2 separate regions of the Homo sapiens genome follow, and region 1 is linked to region 2. A link is an interaction called in ENCODE POLR2A ChIA-PET data of the cell type or tissue named here. Cell type or tissue: B cell. All regions are shown on one strand.

Region 1 (8,000 bases), 240 kb after region 2:
CATTCTCAGTTAAATAAGCCAGTTACAAAAACACACATGCTGTATGTGATTCCGCTTCTGTGAGGTCTCTAGAGCAGTCAGATTCCTAGAGACAGCAAGTAGAAGGGTGGTTCTCAGGGGCTGCCGGAGGGAAGATGGGGAGTGAGTATTTAATGGGCCCAGAGTTGCAGTTTGGGAAGTTGAGAAAGTTCTGGAGATTGGTTGCACAGCGGTGTGAATATACCTCATGCTACTGAATTACTCACTTAAAGAATAGGTAACATGGTTGATTTTATTTTATGCGTACCTTAGCACAATTAAAAATAAAAAGGATGTGGCCGGGAGCGGTGGCTCACGCCCATAATCCCAGCACCTTGGGAGGCCAAGGCAGGCAGGTCATTTGAGGTCGAGAGTTCAAGACCAGCCTGGCCAACAGGGTGAAACCCCATCTCTACTAAAAATATAAAAATTAGCCAGGCATGATAGCATATGCCTGTAGTCCCAGCTACTCAGGAGGCTGAGGCAGGAGAATCACTTGAACCCGGGAGGTGGAGGTTGCAGTGAGCCAAGAAAGTGCCACTGCACTCAAGCCTGGGCAACAGAGCAAGACTCCATCTCAATCAATCAATCAATCAATAAGGATGTATTTGGAATTTCCGATGAACAGCATGAAGGGGCACGGTCCCTAGCGTTAAGAGGCACGGACGCTATAGGGAGAAGCAAGGCAGGGAAGGGGTGGGGACCACGGCAGTCAGGGGTGGCCGGACAGGTGGTGCCACACCAGCGCCACGGCCTTGCAGCCTCCCCACAGCCCCTGCGTGTCTCCTCCCAGAAAGCTGCTGCCCCGACCTGAGACGGAGGAGGAGTTCCTGCGCGTGTGCCGGCTGAAGGAGAAGGAGCTGGAGGCCCTGCCGTGCCTGTACGCCACGGTGGAACCTGACATGTGGGGCAGCGTAGAGGAGCTGCTCCGCGTTGTCAAGGACAAGATCGGCGAGGAGCAGCGCAAGACCATCTGGGTGGACGAGGACCAGCTGTGAGGCGGGCGCCCTGGGCAGAGAGACTCTGTGGCGCGGGGCATCCTATGAGGCAGGCACCCTGGGCAGAGAGATGCAGTGGGTGCGGGGGGATCCTGTGGCCCACAGAGCTGCCCCAGCAGACGCTCCGCCCCACCCGGTGATGGAGCCCCGGGGGGACAGTCGTGCCTGGGGAGGAGCAGGGTACAGCCCATTCCCCCAGCCCTGGCTGACCTGGCCTAGCAGTTTGGCCCTGCTGGCCTTAGCAGGGAGACAGGGGAGCAAAGAACGCCAAGCCGGAGGCCCGAGGCCAGCCGGCCTCTCGAGAGCCAGAGCAGCAGTTGAATGTAATGCTGGGGACAGGCATGCTGCCGCCAGTAGGGCGGGGACCCGGACAGCCAGGTGACTACCAGTCCTGGGGACACACTCACCATAAACACATCCCCAGGCAGGACAGATCGGGGAAGGGGTGTGTACCAGGCTATGATTTCTCTTGCATTAAAATGTATTATTATTTCTTTGTTTCGACCCTTTGTTTGTGAACAGCTTGCCAGGCCTTGAGCCCTTGCCGCCTTCCTAACCTGAAAACCATGCCCAGTGAGCTTAGCTGGAGACTCAGGCCCCATGTTCCTGGGTAGGGTGAAGGTGGGGTGACCACACACCCCAGGGTCCCAGGACAGGCCTGATTTACCCCTGGGCTTAGGGTAATACTTGCTAATCGCACCCTATGGACTCAAATGCATCCTGATTTGGAAGATCAATAAATTATCTTGTCACCCTGAGAAGGGCCCATCCTCTCACTGACCCTGGGGAGCCCTTGCAGTCTGTGTCTGGCCTGCCCCGTAACTCCAGCCCTGAGGCCAGGCCCCCGTCACTCAGCTCTTCTCTGCACATAACTGCCCCTGCCCCACATTCAATGTCCCTAAAGGGCAGCCCCGCTTCCTCCTGCAGGTCAGGAGCAAGCACGTGAGGTACAGCCCTCTGGGGGGTTCATACCCCACTTCCCAGGAGCTTGAGGGGTGCAGGAAAGCCACGCCCGCTCCCCAGCAGGTAGCAAAAGTCCTAGGAGTTCTAGAACCATTCTTCTCCTTCACCCCCTTGACGCAAATTTGCCGAGTGTGGACCTGACAGGCACAGCCAAACCAGGCCAGGTTGCACCCTCACGGGGCACCACACTGCATGTGCAGGAAGCTACTGGGTGGCAGGCTCGGATTCAAACCCGGGTCTGTCTGAATGTGGGAACTGTGGGAGCAACTGCTCACTAACAACCTAATACCCAGATTCCCCTTCCTTCCTAAGAGAATCCTGACTCATCCTGGGAATCTACATGCACAGCTCAAAGACCATATATCCCAGCCTCCCTTGCAATTAGGGAAATGTAAGGGGAAGTTTGGGGGAGAGACAAATGGCGCTTCCTCCAGTTTTCTGCTGCGGATGCAGACGCAATGGCTGGAGCACCAGCAGTGTTCTTGCATCTTGAGGTGACTGTGAGGGTGGAAACCCCACTTGGAGGATGGCAGATCAGAAAGAAAGAAGGAGCCACAGTCACTGATGATACTTGGGGGCCCAGGACTGCTGCTTGGGTTTCTTTTACATGAGACAGAAAGAAATTTGTGTCTTGTGTTAAATGACTGTTATTTCAGTTCTCTGTTACTTGCAGCCAAGAGCAATTCCTAACAAATACAGGAGAAAACTTTATTCTTTATAGTTTCAAATACCATGGGCATGGGTTAATCCTCTGCTGGGTTTTTACCGCTTAGACAAGGTATGAATTATTAATAAAAGCACTCTATTAATAAAGATCTCTTCCAAAAAAAGAAAATACTGTGTGGCCTGTAGCATTTTCTGGCATTTTGACCTACAGAAGACAAATTAGCAGCAGAAATCTCCAGGAGGTGGGAGTGAATGCATGGGGGTCCTAGGAGGATGCCTTGTTCTTGCCTCCTCCCTCACAATCCATCTCTGCACCACCAGCTCCGGGTCTGCCAGGGAGTGTGACACCTTGAAAAACAGTGTCTCCCTCCAAGAGCCCATGAGCAATGCTGCTTTTTCCAAGACAGCCCCCAGAAACAAGCTAGACGTGCTGGGTGTAGAGAGGCCGTGACTCCTAGGTGCAGCTGCCGTTATTTAGGGCCAAATAAACCACCACACGAGGCCATGCTAGGGCCGGAAGGCCTGCAGCTTCCATCTTGTGAAAGCCTTAAGTTAAAATGTAAACCTCCCCCAAGCCGAGGGCTTCGTGTTTCGGCCTGGAAGCTGTGCTTCCTCGTAAAGCGCTCCGTGCTGAGTGGACAGACGTGACCGGGAAGGAGTCTCGGACAAAAAGCCAGCTGAGTGATTTATATCATTTGTTTGACTTCAGAACTCTCGGGTGGCTGAGCAGAATAAGCAAACAGGTGGCTTGCATGTCATTTGGGAGGACAAGTGGGGTGGAGATAAGCTGTGCGTAGGGAAAGATATCTGAAAAGAATCTGTGGTGGGGTTTCTTTTCCCCCTTGCCTTGCCCGAGTGATTTTAACCAGGATCGAGAGTGCAGGGCTGTGGGGTGGATAATTGCTAATAAGCGGGTGAGAGGAGGCAGGGGCCGAGGGCTGGAATGAGGTTCCCTCTTCCCTTCCCTTCTCTGATGAAATGGTGAAGGCAGCAGGGGAGTGGGGTTGGCACCCCGGGGACGGGTCCACATGAGGATTTCCAAGGAGACCTCCAGCATCATCGGCTTCAGCCCCCAGGTCCTGCCTGTTCAGCTGCCAGCAACCCCTGTGTCTGCCTGGTGAGCCGAGTGGGGTCTGGGAGGCCGGGGAGGGAGGCACGGAGCTCTTTGCACCGTCTGCCTGCAAGTCCAAGTATTGCACAAGGGCCTGCAAGCTGAGTTTTGACTGCAGAGCCAGCCCAGGGCTCAGGGAAGCTCCCCGTACAGCAAAGCCTGGAGCCCGAGGCTCTGGATGCCTGTGCCAAGCCGACAATGCCACAACGATGCTTGGTTCACACCATGGGCACCAGCCACGCAGCCCAGAGCCACTGTGAGAGGCGAGCACTGGAAATTGTGTCGTATGTGTAGACACACACTTTTCTGGGGAGAAAGTCCAGCCTTTCTCAGATTCCCAAAGGGTGTTGCAATCCCAAAAAGATAAAGAACTATTGCTCTGGGATTTGGCAAATATGAGCAAATGTTTTTTGAGCTCCTCCTCTGTGCTGAGCACCTTGTAAATGTTATTTTACTTATCCCCAAACTCTTCTCCATGTTATACAGGTGAAAATTGAGGCTCAGAGAGGTTAAGTGACTTGACCAAGGTCACACAGCTGGTAAGCTGGAACTTCACCCAGGTCTGCTGATTTGCAACTGTAAGCTCGGGGCTGGATTTTCCATTTCTGAGGTGCTGTTTGGGGTCCCAGGGCCTTTGGTCGTGTGTCCCCTCTGCTCTTCTAGGGACCAAGGAAGTGGTTGGTGTCCCAGGCAGTGGCTGGCTGGGGGCTGGGTGGCTGGGTGACATAATGACCACACTGAGAGGATGTGAATTTCCTCTCTTGTTTGTGGTTTTTTGTTTGGTTGCATTTGTTTTTGCTTTTGTTTTGTTTTTGGTTTTCGTTTTTGTTTTTTTTTTTTCTTTTTTTGAGACAGAGTCTCACTCTGTCACCCAGGCTGGAGTGCAGTGGCACGATCTTGGCTCACTGCAACCTCCACCTCCCAGGTTCAAATGATTCTTGTGCCTCAGCCTCCTGAGTAGCTGGGACTACTGGTGTGCACCACCACCACTCCCGGCTAATTTTTGTATTTTTAATAGAGACAGGGTTTCACCATGTTGGCCAGGCTGGTATCGAACTCCTGACCTCAGTTGATCTGCCTGCCTCGGCCTCCCAAAGTGCTGGGATCACTTGAGGTCAGGAGTTCCAGACCAGCCTGGGCAACGTAGTGAGACCTTGTTTCTACAAAGAATATTTAAAAATTAGCTGAGCATGGTGATTCATGCCTGTAGTCCCAGCTACTGTGCTGGGATTACAGGATTTCCTCTCTTGGAAGAGTCGGTCTGCTCACCCGCTGGTAGTGTCGGCCCGCTGGCCCTGGGCTTCTACCTAACCAGGTCACAATTCTGAGAAACGCTGGTTTTCTCACCCAACCCAGGAAGGGGGCTGCTTTGGGGAGGGGGTGAATGCAGGAGTGAGATGTCTTTGAGCCCTGGCATCATGCCACCATGCTGTTCTCAAAAGCCATCACAGGCTGGGTGTGGGGGTTCACACCTGGAATCCCAGCAGTTTGGAAGGCCAAGGTAGGCATATCTCTTAAGCTAGCATCCAGGCTGGAGTGCAGTGGTATGAATATGGCCCACTTACAGCCTCAACCTTCTGGGCTCAATCCTCCAGCCTCATCCTCCCTAGTAGCTGGGACTACAGGCATGCATCACCATGCTCAGCTAATTTTTAAACATTCTTTGTAGAGACGAGGTCTCACTACATTGCCCAGGCTGGCCTGGAACTCCTGACCTCAAGAGATGGTCCCATCTCGGACTCCCAAAGTGCTGGGATTCCAGGAGTGAGCCACCGCACGGCCTCTCGCATTCCTTTTGACAGCCATGTGGTGCTCTGCCGGTGCTGGCCTGTCCTTCCGTCACCAGTCCTTGTTGGTAGACAGCCGTCATTTCCAGGGAATCACTGTTGAGCATCATTTTGAACAGTTCTTCTCTGCAAGATAGTCCCCCAAGAGGGGCCATGCACTGATTTCCTTGGAGGGAGCCCCACGGCCCTCCCCGGAGGGTGCACGCACACAGACGGGGCTTCGTGATGGCCACAGCAGGCTGGCGGCGCTGGCCTGGGACGTTTCCATTTCGGCCTGTCCAACCATAGGGGCAGGGGTCAGTGTGGATGGTGGACTCACCTGTCTCGGTTACACCCTAAGCTCTGGGAACCTGGTCCCAGGGCCGCTGTTCTTTACTGCAGAGTAGTGCATGTGGTTTGTGAACCACGGTGGTTCTTCCCCGGGAGAGTCTGGGGAGACGCTTGGTGCTGGGACCCCACCACCTCTACAAGATACAGACTGATCCCCACCCCCCCATCCTGTGAGGGACACTAATCCAGTCCACACAGGCCTAAAACCCACTCACCTTGTTACTCCCAAACCTGCCCCTCTCCTCCCCAGCCCACCCTTAACTCAGTCACTCAGCCAGAAACCCAGGTAACACGGGCACTGTCTCTCCCCTCTCCTCTCCTCTCCATCTGTACAGGCAACTGTACACACACATTCACAGCGGCACTGTTCACAACAGCCAGAAGGTGGAAGCCAGCCAAGTGTCCATCAAGTGGTGAATGGATACGCAAAATATAGTCCATCCACACAATGGAATATTGCTCAGCCATGAAAAGGAATGAGGCTGGGCATGGTGGCTTATGCCTGTAAGCCCAACACTTTGGGAAGCCAAGATGGGAGATGGCTTGAGCCCAGGCATTCGAGACCAGCCTGGGTAACATAACAAGACCCCATCTTTACTAAAAATAAGAAACAGGGCCGGACACGGTGGCTCATGCCTGTAATCCCAGCACTTTGGGAGGCCGAGGTGGGTGGATCACAAGGTCAGGAGATCGAGACCATCCTGGCCAACACGGTGAAACCCCATCTCTACTAAAAATACAAAAAATTAGCTGGGCGTGGTGGCGGGCGCCTGTAGTCCCAGCTACTCTGGAGGCTGAGGCAGGAGAATGGCGTGAACCCAGGAGGCGGAGCTTGCAGTGCGTCGAGATTGCGCCACTGCACTCCAGCCTGGGCGACAGAGTGAGACTCCATCTCAAACAAACAAACAAACAAAAAAAAAAAAAACAGGCTGTGCATGGTGGCTCATGCGTGTAATCCCAGCACTTACTTTGGGAGGCTGAGGCAAGCAGACCACCTGAGGTCAGGAGTTTGAAACCAACCTGGCCAATATGGTGAAACCCTGTCTCCACTAAAAATACAAAAATTAGCTCGGTGTGATGGCATGTGCCTGTAATCCTAGCTACTCAGGAGGCTGAGGCAGGAGAATGGCTTGAACCTAGGAGGCGGAGGTTGCAGTGAGCCGAGATCGTGCCATTGCTCTCCAGCCTGGGTGATAGAACAAGACTCCGTCTCAAAAAAAATAAAAATAATAAAAAACAAAAAAAATCTAGCTGGGTTTGGGGATGCACACCTATAGTTCCAGCTACCTGGGATGCTGAGGCAGGAGGATCGCTTGAGCCCGGGAGCTCGAGGCTGCAGTGAGCTTTAATTGTGTCACTGCACTCCAGCCTGAGCAACCGAGTAAGACCCTGTCTCAAAAAAAAAAAAAAGGGGGGGAACGAAATGCTGATACGCATGGCAACCTAGATGAACCTTGAAAACACTATGCTCAGTGAAACAAGCCAGCCACAAAAAGACAAATATTGTAGGATTTCATTTATATGAAATGTCCAGAATAGGCAAATCCCTAGAGGCAAAAAAAAAAAAAGATTAGCAGTTACCAGGCGTCAGGGAGAGAGGAATGGGAGTGACTGCTTCATAAGTGCAGGGTCTCTTTTTAGGGTGATGAAACTGTTTGGAACTAGACAGTGATGCTGATTGCACGGCATTGTGAATGTACTGAGTTGTACACTTTAAAATCGTTAAAATGGTGAAGTTTAGGTCATATGTACTTTTGCACCATTGTTTTTAAAAAAAAGAAAACGCGTGGGCCGGGCGCGGTGGCTCACGCCCGTAATTCCAGCACTTTGGGAGGCCAAGGTGGGCGGATCATGAGGTCAGGAGATCGCGACCATCCTAGCTAAATCTCCTGGCTAACACGTTGAAACCCCATCTCTACTAAAACATACAAAAAATTGGCCGGGCGTGGTGGCGGGCGCCTGTAGTCCCAGCTACTTGGGAGGCTGAGGCAGGAGAATGACGTGAACCCGGGAGGCGGAGCTTGCAGTGAGCCGAGACTGCGCCACTGTACTCCAGCCTGGGCGACAAAGCGAGACTCCATCTCAAAAAAAAAAGAAAAAAGAAAAAAGCATGAACAAAAGCGAATC
Region 2 (8,000 bases):
TTGATTTGCTCCCCCCACCCCATGCCTCTATGTATATGTTAATCAATATTGCCTACAATGTCCAGATTTTTTTTAAAAGGTCTCCCAGATGAAGCTGCAAACACAGCCAGCTCTCTGCTTTCCCTCTGTGCTACAGCTGAGGAAAGCGTGTTGGCAGGAAATTAACTTGTTTAAGGAGCTGGCTTCAGCCTCCTTCTGCCACCCGACCCACTCCAAAACACATTCACTATTCACGGAAGAAGAGGACCATAGAAATTCAGTATGTAGTTTCACATGGGTTATTTTATTTTATTATTATTTTTAGAAATGTTCAAAACACAGAAAAGTGCAGAGAATAACAGAACATGTTCCCAGGTTCTCACCACCCAAAATTGACAAATGCCAACGTTTTCTGTCTTTGGGTTTTTGTTTTTGTTTTTGAGATAGAGTCTTGCTCTGTCACTCAGGCTGGAGTGCAGTGATGCGATCACAGCTCACTGCAACATGAGTCTCATGGGCTCAAGCAATCCTCCCAAGTAGCTGGGACCACAGGTGCATGCCACCATGCCTGGCTAAGTTTTGTTTGTGGTGGTGGTGGTGGTGGTGGTGGTTGTTTTTTTGTTGTTTGTTTTTTTGTTGTTGTTTTTTGTTTTGGTTTTTTGTTTGTGTTTTTGTAGAGATAGGGTCTTCTTTGTTGCTTAGGCTGGTCTTAAACTCCAGGGCTCAAGTGATCCTCCTGCCTCAGCCTCCTAAAGTGCTGGGATTACAGGCAGGAGCCACCACACCCAGCATTTCATGTTTTTATATTTATAAAAATATAAAGTGGGCCAGACACGGTGGCTCACATCTGTAATCCCAACACTTTGGGAGGCCAAGGCAGGTGGATCAAGAGGTCAAGAGATCAAGACTATCCTGGCTAACATGGTGAAACCCCATCTCTACTAAAAATAAAAAATTAGCTGGGCGTGGTGGCATGTGCCTGTAGTTCCAGCTACTCGGGAGGCTGAGGCAGGAGAATCGCTTGAACCCAGGAGGTGGAGGTTGCTGTGAGCCGAGATTGTATCACTGCACTGTAGCCTGGCAACAGAGCAAGACTCCATCTCAAAATAAAATAAATAGAAAATAAAAAATATATGTATTGAACAAAACATCACAGATCAAGTGAAGTCCCTTTCAGCCCCACCTGCAAGGTCAGTCCCTCTCCCCTCTCTCTCAAATCGGGGATGTGCCTCTACCCTCTTATAGGTGTACCCATGAACAATCTATAATATTATAATAAAGTTTGGGCTGCTTTGAGGTTCCTAGAACTTGTTTTGTGTCACTCGACATTGAATTTTTTTATAATTACCTGTGTTATCAATGCACATCTAGTCTCTCCATTTCAATTGCCTGTAGAAGTCTATCTTATGGATGCACCACGTCTGGTCCACCTTCCCCCATTGGTGGACATGGTGTTGTCTCCCACTGTTTCCCATTTATAAACCATGAGTCTGCCATGCATGTCTCCTGGTCTACATGTACCCTTGGAATTTCTGGGTCATGGGGGCGCACAGGTTCAACTTCACTGGGTACTGCCCAGTTGCTCCAAGGCCGGATCAATCTGCATTCACATCAGCAGGGCATGAGCACTCCCTCTGCTCCACATACTCCAACATTTACTCTGGCCCAGCTTTGCTTCCTGATTGGAAACCATCTGATGGGTGATGGAGAGGAACGGGTCCACACGGCTTTTTTCACATCGCCATTCGTTGGCTTTCTCTGCTGGGGCTGCTTAAATTCAGCAAAGGAAAAAAAACAAAAACAAAAAAACAGAACAGACACTGGACGTGAGAAATCTGAAACTGGAGCATCTATGTTGTTCCAAAGGGTGGATCTCCAGAGATCTCCCCACCAAGACCGCAGTCCCCACCACCCATCTGTCATGTCAGTCGAGCAGACTGACACTAAGTAAGTACGTTGAAAATGAGCTATGGATCTGGGAGGACCTGGGTCCTTGTGTTGGTTCAAGACTTTCTTTAGACAATTCACTTCACTCTGGTAACCTCAGTTTCCTCAACAGTCAAACAAGGACAATGATCTCAATCATATAAGAGTAAAGACATAGTATCTACGCAGGGCCCGGCATATCACTTGGTATAGAGTGCTGAGAAAGACTATTTTTGAGACGGGCCCTTCCTCTGTTGCCCAGGCTGTAGTGCAGTGGCACAATCATGACTTACTGCAGCCTCAACCTCCTGGGCTCAGGTGATCCTCCCACCTCAGCCTCCTGAGGCTGGGACCACAGGCCTGCGATCCTTGGTTAAGTTTTTTATTTTTTGTAGCAATGGGATTTCACTACATTGCCCAGGCTGGACTCGAGCTCCTGAACTCAAGTGATCGTCCTGTGTCGGCCTCTCAAAGTGCCGCAATTACAGGCAGGAGCCACCACACCTAGTTCTATTATTAATAATAATAAATAACACAGTGAAGTGATTAAGAGTCTGGGTTCTGGAATCGGACTGTTTGGGTTACTTTCCTGGCTTTGGCCTCTTGCTTGTTGTGTGTGTATCTTGGTTATGTCATCTGCAAAATGGGGATGCAATGAATACCAACTTTGGTGAAGATCAAGTGCAATTGTGCATACAAAGGTCTTAGAACAGGGCATTATCCAGGGCTGGGTGCAGTGGCTCAGGCCTGTAAATCCCAGCACTTCGGGAGACCGAGGCAGGTGGATCACTTGAAGTGAGGAGTTCGAGACCAGCCTGGGCGACATGGTGAAACCCTGTCTCTACTAAAAATGCAAAAATTGTCCAGGTGTGGTGGCGGGCGCCTGTAATCCCAGCTACTCAGGAGACTGAGGCAGGAGAATTTCCTGAGTCCAGGAGGCAGAGGTTGTAGTGAGCGGAGATCGTGCCACTGTACTCCAGCCTGGGTGACAGAGCGAGACTCCCTCTCAAAAAAAAAAAAAAAAAAAAAAAAAAAGGCGTGATCCATAGTAAGTGCTCAATAATTGCTGTATTCCTAACAGAGCAGATTATGGACGGCAGAGCTGTACCTTGTGATTGAACAGAATCTGATCAGGAACCTTGGCCTGAAAGCTCGGCAGACTGAACGCTTCAGTGGGATGCAGCTCATTTGAAGTCATCCAGACCTCAAGAGCTCCTTTCTCCTGACCTTTGACGTTGGCTGGTGCCTGGTGTGCATCGTGGGGAGTTCCCCAAGGACCCAGATGCCTGCCACTGTGCCATCAGGGAGGTCTGGCCTCCAAAGGCCTGGGCAGATCCTGGGAGAGAGGGAAAAAAAAAAAAAAAAGACACGAAACAAGTGAGGGGAGTGCCTCATGCAAAAGCTGCCCCATGCATGGGCACAGGAAGAAAGCAAATTGGACCAGCTCTGTAGTAGAAATGCCGGCAGGAAGCAACATCAATTCTCTCCTTTTCTGAGATTTCCCCTGCCAGCATTCTGAGTGATGATAAATCACTCATTTCTGACACGGTTTATTTTTCAAAGCATTTTTATAAGAAGCATCCAGCCATCACATTTCAAACATAATTCAAATGGGGGGAAAAAATCCTGCAATGTTTATTATTAATTAAACAGGATTACTGGACCGACTTGGTAGAAACGGGCAGAGGAAATGCAGGCATCGTCCCAAATTCCTTACACCCAGCCTGCCAGACCTTCCTGGGAGGGGTTTCCAGATGAGACTCGTTTTGCTATAAATCCAAATATCTATTCGTGCTTATCTGCATTTTGATGCTGGAATTAGATGCTGCATGTGTGCAGATGTCGGAATATTTATTGATAGTTAAAATTTCATGTGCCCTGGATTGATGTTTGTGCATCAGGACAAATGATTAGTGTCTTGCCGATAGTTTGAACAGGTGTACGTTAAAGATTATTTAACACCAAGTTCTGTTTTCTGTCTTCAGATTCTCTAGGAAACAAGAAATCAAATCTCCGGGGACTATCCAGGTGGGAAATGGAAATAAATGATAAACATACGAATACATCGATTCTGTTTCCTATTGGTTGGGAGTGGGCTTTTTTATGATCTTGTTAGTATTCCAGATTTATGAATTCTAAAAAATTGAGAGACTATTTGAAATATTTAAATGCATTTTAAAGCCTGTGCGTGGGAAATGGAGCTGTCACCTCACAAGATCCAAAGTGTCTTTAACAACCCCTGCTCTGCTCCGGGAGGGCTCTGCCGTTCGGGACCCAGGCTCCGTCAGAGCAGCAGGAGCTGCAGAACTACAGCTGGATCGGGGGATGGACCTACCCCACCCTGGGCTGTCACTGGGGGGCCCAGTGTTATCCCAGAGGAACTGCTGCCTGGACCACTGTCCTTGAGTATGTCTGCAAGCATGCCACAGAAATCACTAGATGGCGGATGCTAGCCCTGTTCCATTAAAAGCAAGTGCCCACCCCGTCTCTACTAAAAATAAAAAATTAGCCAGGCATGGTGTTGGATGCCTGTGGTCCCAGCTGTTCAGGAGGCTGAGGCAGGAGAATGGCGTGAACCCGGGAGGCGGAGCTTGCAGTAAGCCAAGATCGCGCCACTGCACTCCGGCCTGGGTGACAGAGCGAGACTCCATCTCAAAAAAAAGCAGGTGCCCAGCACGGTGTCTTGCTCATAGCTCACAAATGGATCCATCTTTCCCTGCTCTTCCAGAAGTGGCATACAAAGAGTAGGAGCCCGTCCACCTTGGGGGTCGGAGAGGGTGTGATCGGGAGTGCGTGGCCTGTAGAGAATTTTAAAACAAAACCAACTCAAAATCAATCTGCTTTTCATTCTCACCACATGTGATTCTACACAGTGCCACGGATAACATATGCCTCCCCCTCAATCTCTTTGTTGGTCTAATTTCTGGACAATTGCCACAGTTACTGTTGAGTTTTAATAATATCGCTATGGATTAGCACATTGAATGACTTGTCCTCTAAAATAGTCTTCGATGCGGAGGTTAATTTGGAGACGTCCCTGTTGTGTAATCGACCCCAACACTCAGGGACCCAGAAGCACGTGTTCATGTGAAGAGGAAGTCTGCCAAGATTCTGAATCACTAGGGCTCAGTTGGTGTGGAGTTCAGGTCCCCATCCCCTGTGGCATTGCATATTACATATCAACTGTGTTTAGTAGATTCAAAATAAACAATAGCACAGTCATTATGAAGACAAAGAGAATTTGAATTACTTTAATTCTGCCTTTCCTTGTGACCACTTGGAGTTTTTATTTTACAATTAAAACAGCAAAACAAAAGAACAGAGAAGTGTCATGTTTTGTTCCATATGTGCAAATGTTAGTGTATACGAGAGAGATTTTACTGCATTCAAACAGTATCTGTTGCATCATGGTGATAGAAAATGATTTTGTCTATAGAGGAGAGGCATATTAGAAACAATGGGCTTCAGGTGTCTGTTTTGCCTGGCATACCACTGTCTCCCAGCATGAAGTTCAGTTCTATAAGCATTTACCAGGTCAGGACCCTGAGGGTACAGCAGGGACTGCAACAGACATTTCCAAACCATGCATTCCACAGTTAATTATTTGAATATAAATGTCATAAAGGCTGTAAGAATGATCTAAGAAGTTGCTATATTGTCTAATTCTGTATAACAAATTGCTAGAAAACTTAATGGCTTAAAAAAATACACGTTTATTATGTCAGTTTCTTTGGGCCAGGAATTTGCAAGTGATTTAGCTGAGTGGTTCTGGCTCGGGGACTCTCATGAGGATACAATCAAGATGCTGGCCAGGGCTGCATCATCCAAAGGCTCAACTGAGACTAGAGGATCCACTTCCAAACTCACTCGCATGGCTGTTGGTAGGAGGCCACAGCTCCTCACCATGGGGGCTTCCTCAGAGGGCTGCTTGAGTGTTCTCACAACATGGCGGCCGGCTCTTCCCAGAGCCGGTGATCCAAGAGAGAACACAAAGAGGAATTCACACAATGCCTTTTATAATTTAGCTTCAGAAGTCACACCTTGCCACTTCTATTTATTAGAAGTACTCTATTAGAAGTTACTAAGTCCATCCCCATTTAATGGGAGGCGAATTGGGCTCCATTTTGGAGAGAGGAATGTCAACAAGTTCATGTAATAATTTTAAATTTATTGCCTATCTGTAGATTTGAGACAAGGTCTGGCTCTGTCACCCAGGCTGGAGTGTATGGTGCAATATTGGCTCACTGTAACCTCCACCTCCTGGACTCAAGTCATTATCCCACATCAGCCTCCCAAGTAGCTGGGACTACAGGCATGTTCCACCACACCTGGCTAATTTCTGTATATTTTGTAGAGATGAGGTTTTGCCATGTTGTCTAGGCTGGTCTCAAACTCCTGGGCTCAAATGGTCTGCCCACCTCAGCCTCCCAAAGTGCTGAGATTACAGGCATGAGCCACCAAGCCTGGCCAACACTGAAATTTTTTTTTTTTTTTTTTTAAAGAGATGGGGTCTTGCTCTGTCACCTAGGCTGGAATGCAGTGGCGCTATCACAACTCAAAGCAGCCTCCAACTCTCAGGCTCAAGGGATCCTCCTGCCTCAGCCTCCAGAGTAGCTGGGACCACAGGCCTGTGTCACCACACCCAGTGAATTTGTTGTTTTGTTTGTTTGTTTGTTTGTTTGTTTGTTTTTGTAGGGACAGGGCTCTCACTGTGTTGCCCAGGCTGATGAACTCCTGGTTTCAAGCCATCCTCTCACCTAAGTTTCCTAGGGGATTCTAGCTCTGAAGTGTGAAGGGGAGCTAGGCAGGTAAAGCAGGAGGAAAGAACATTTGGGCAGGGGAAACCGTATGCTTCGAGGTCATGGAGTGGACAGGAGCAGAGCTGCTGCTGTGCGGACGGCAGAGAGGAAAGTGGCCACTGGCGTAAGACAGGCAGGGCTGGGATCACGTCATGGTGAGGAGTTGGAGTTTTATCCTAATGGTGAGAGGAGAGCATGCAGTAGGGGCTTGCCAGGATCTAATTTGCATTTTTCTGGACATTTATGGCAATCCTATGGAGAACAAATCAGAGGGAGGCAGGAATAGATGGGAAAGGAACTCGTTGGAACATGGTTACCCTAGTCCACACTGCAGGGATGATGGCCTGGACTAGGGAGTGGCAGGGGGACTAGAAATAGCCACCTGGGCTGGGCGCGTTGGCTCATATAATCCCAGCACTTTGGGAGGCTCAGATGGGTGGATCACTTGAGGTCAGGAGTTCAAGACCAGCCTGGCCAACATGGTGAGACCCTGTCTCTACGAAAAATACAGAAATTAGCAGGGGTGTGGTGGTGTGCTCCAGTAATCTCAGCTACTTGGTAGGCTGAGGCATGAGAATTGCTTGAGCCTGAGAGGCGGAGGTTGCAGTGAGCTGGGATCACAGCACTGCACTCCAGCCTGGGCAACAGAGTGAGACCCTGTCTCAAAAAAATAAAAATTAAGATAAAATATAAAAATTGTGGTAAGAAAGAGGCACCTGGACCCCAGTCGTATTTACTCATTGGCTGTGTGGGGATGAGGGAGGGAGGGGTCAGAGGTGATGCTCAGGTTTCTGGCTTATGCAGCTGCCCAAGGAGGTGGCAAGTGGAGCCATCTACTCTGACAGGAAAACACTGGAGGAGGGGGAGCAGGTTACAAGAGCAAGATCCTAAACAGCTTCAACACACTCAGCTTGACAGCCCTACCAGATATCCAAATAGCCATAGCACGTACAGAGCCGGATACAGCAGGCTCGAGTTCAAGTTTGGAGATATCCATGTGGCCATGGGTTTAGCTTCTGGGGAGAGAATAAAGGCAGTTGATTAGATAAAAGAGGAGATAAGATGGAAGATGGCATTTGCATCCCCTATTAAGTGAAAGACTTTTCTACTTTTGTGATTTGATGAGATAGATCAAAAATGACCAGTTTAGTGTCCGGGTGCAGTGGCTCACGCCTGTAATCCCAGCACTTTGGGAGGCTGAGGTGGGTGGATCACAAGGTCAGGAGATCGAGAACATCTTGGCCAACATGGTGAAACCCCGTCTGTACTAAAAATACAAAAATTAGCTGGGCATGG

The links. Peaks named below come from ENCODE experiments on the same cell type or tissue, not always from the same donor. Only the 100,000 strongest peaks of a DNase experiment are listed, where the experiment ranks them.
Region 1: POLR2A ChIA-PET joins it to region 2 with 8 read pairs; 4 of 35 experiments call an interaction of 5 or more read pairs at or near these places.

The regions. Positions count from the first base shown.
Region 1 is chr7:2,899,654-2,907,653 of GRCh38, reverse strand. It overlaps CARD11 (caspase recruitment domain family member 11), which reads left to right. Exons shown (of 25, transcript NM_032415.7): 25 at 812-1,512. The coding sequence ends at 1,016. Among named protein-coding and RNA genes, the nearest start is that of CARD11-AS1, 40 kb to the left of the region's middle. RefSeq lists a silencer at 6,671-6,920. In B cell, no CTCF peak of the experiment used is centred here; a DNase peak (open chromatin) is centred at 4,453; H3K27ac peaks cover 134 bases.
Region 2 is chr7:3,136,187-3,144,186 of GRCh38, reverse strand. It overlaps LOC100129603 (a long non-coding RNA gene), which reads left to right. Exons shown (of 4, transcript NR_126024.1): 4 at 2,987-3,270. Among named protein-coding and RNA genes, the nearest start is that of CARD11, 96 kb to the right of the region's middle. In B cell, no CTCF peak of the experiment used is centred here; no DNase peak of the experiment used is centred here.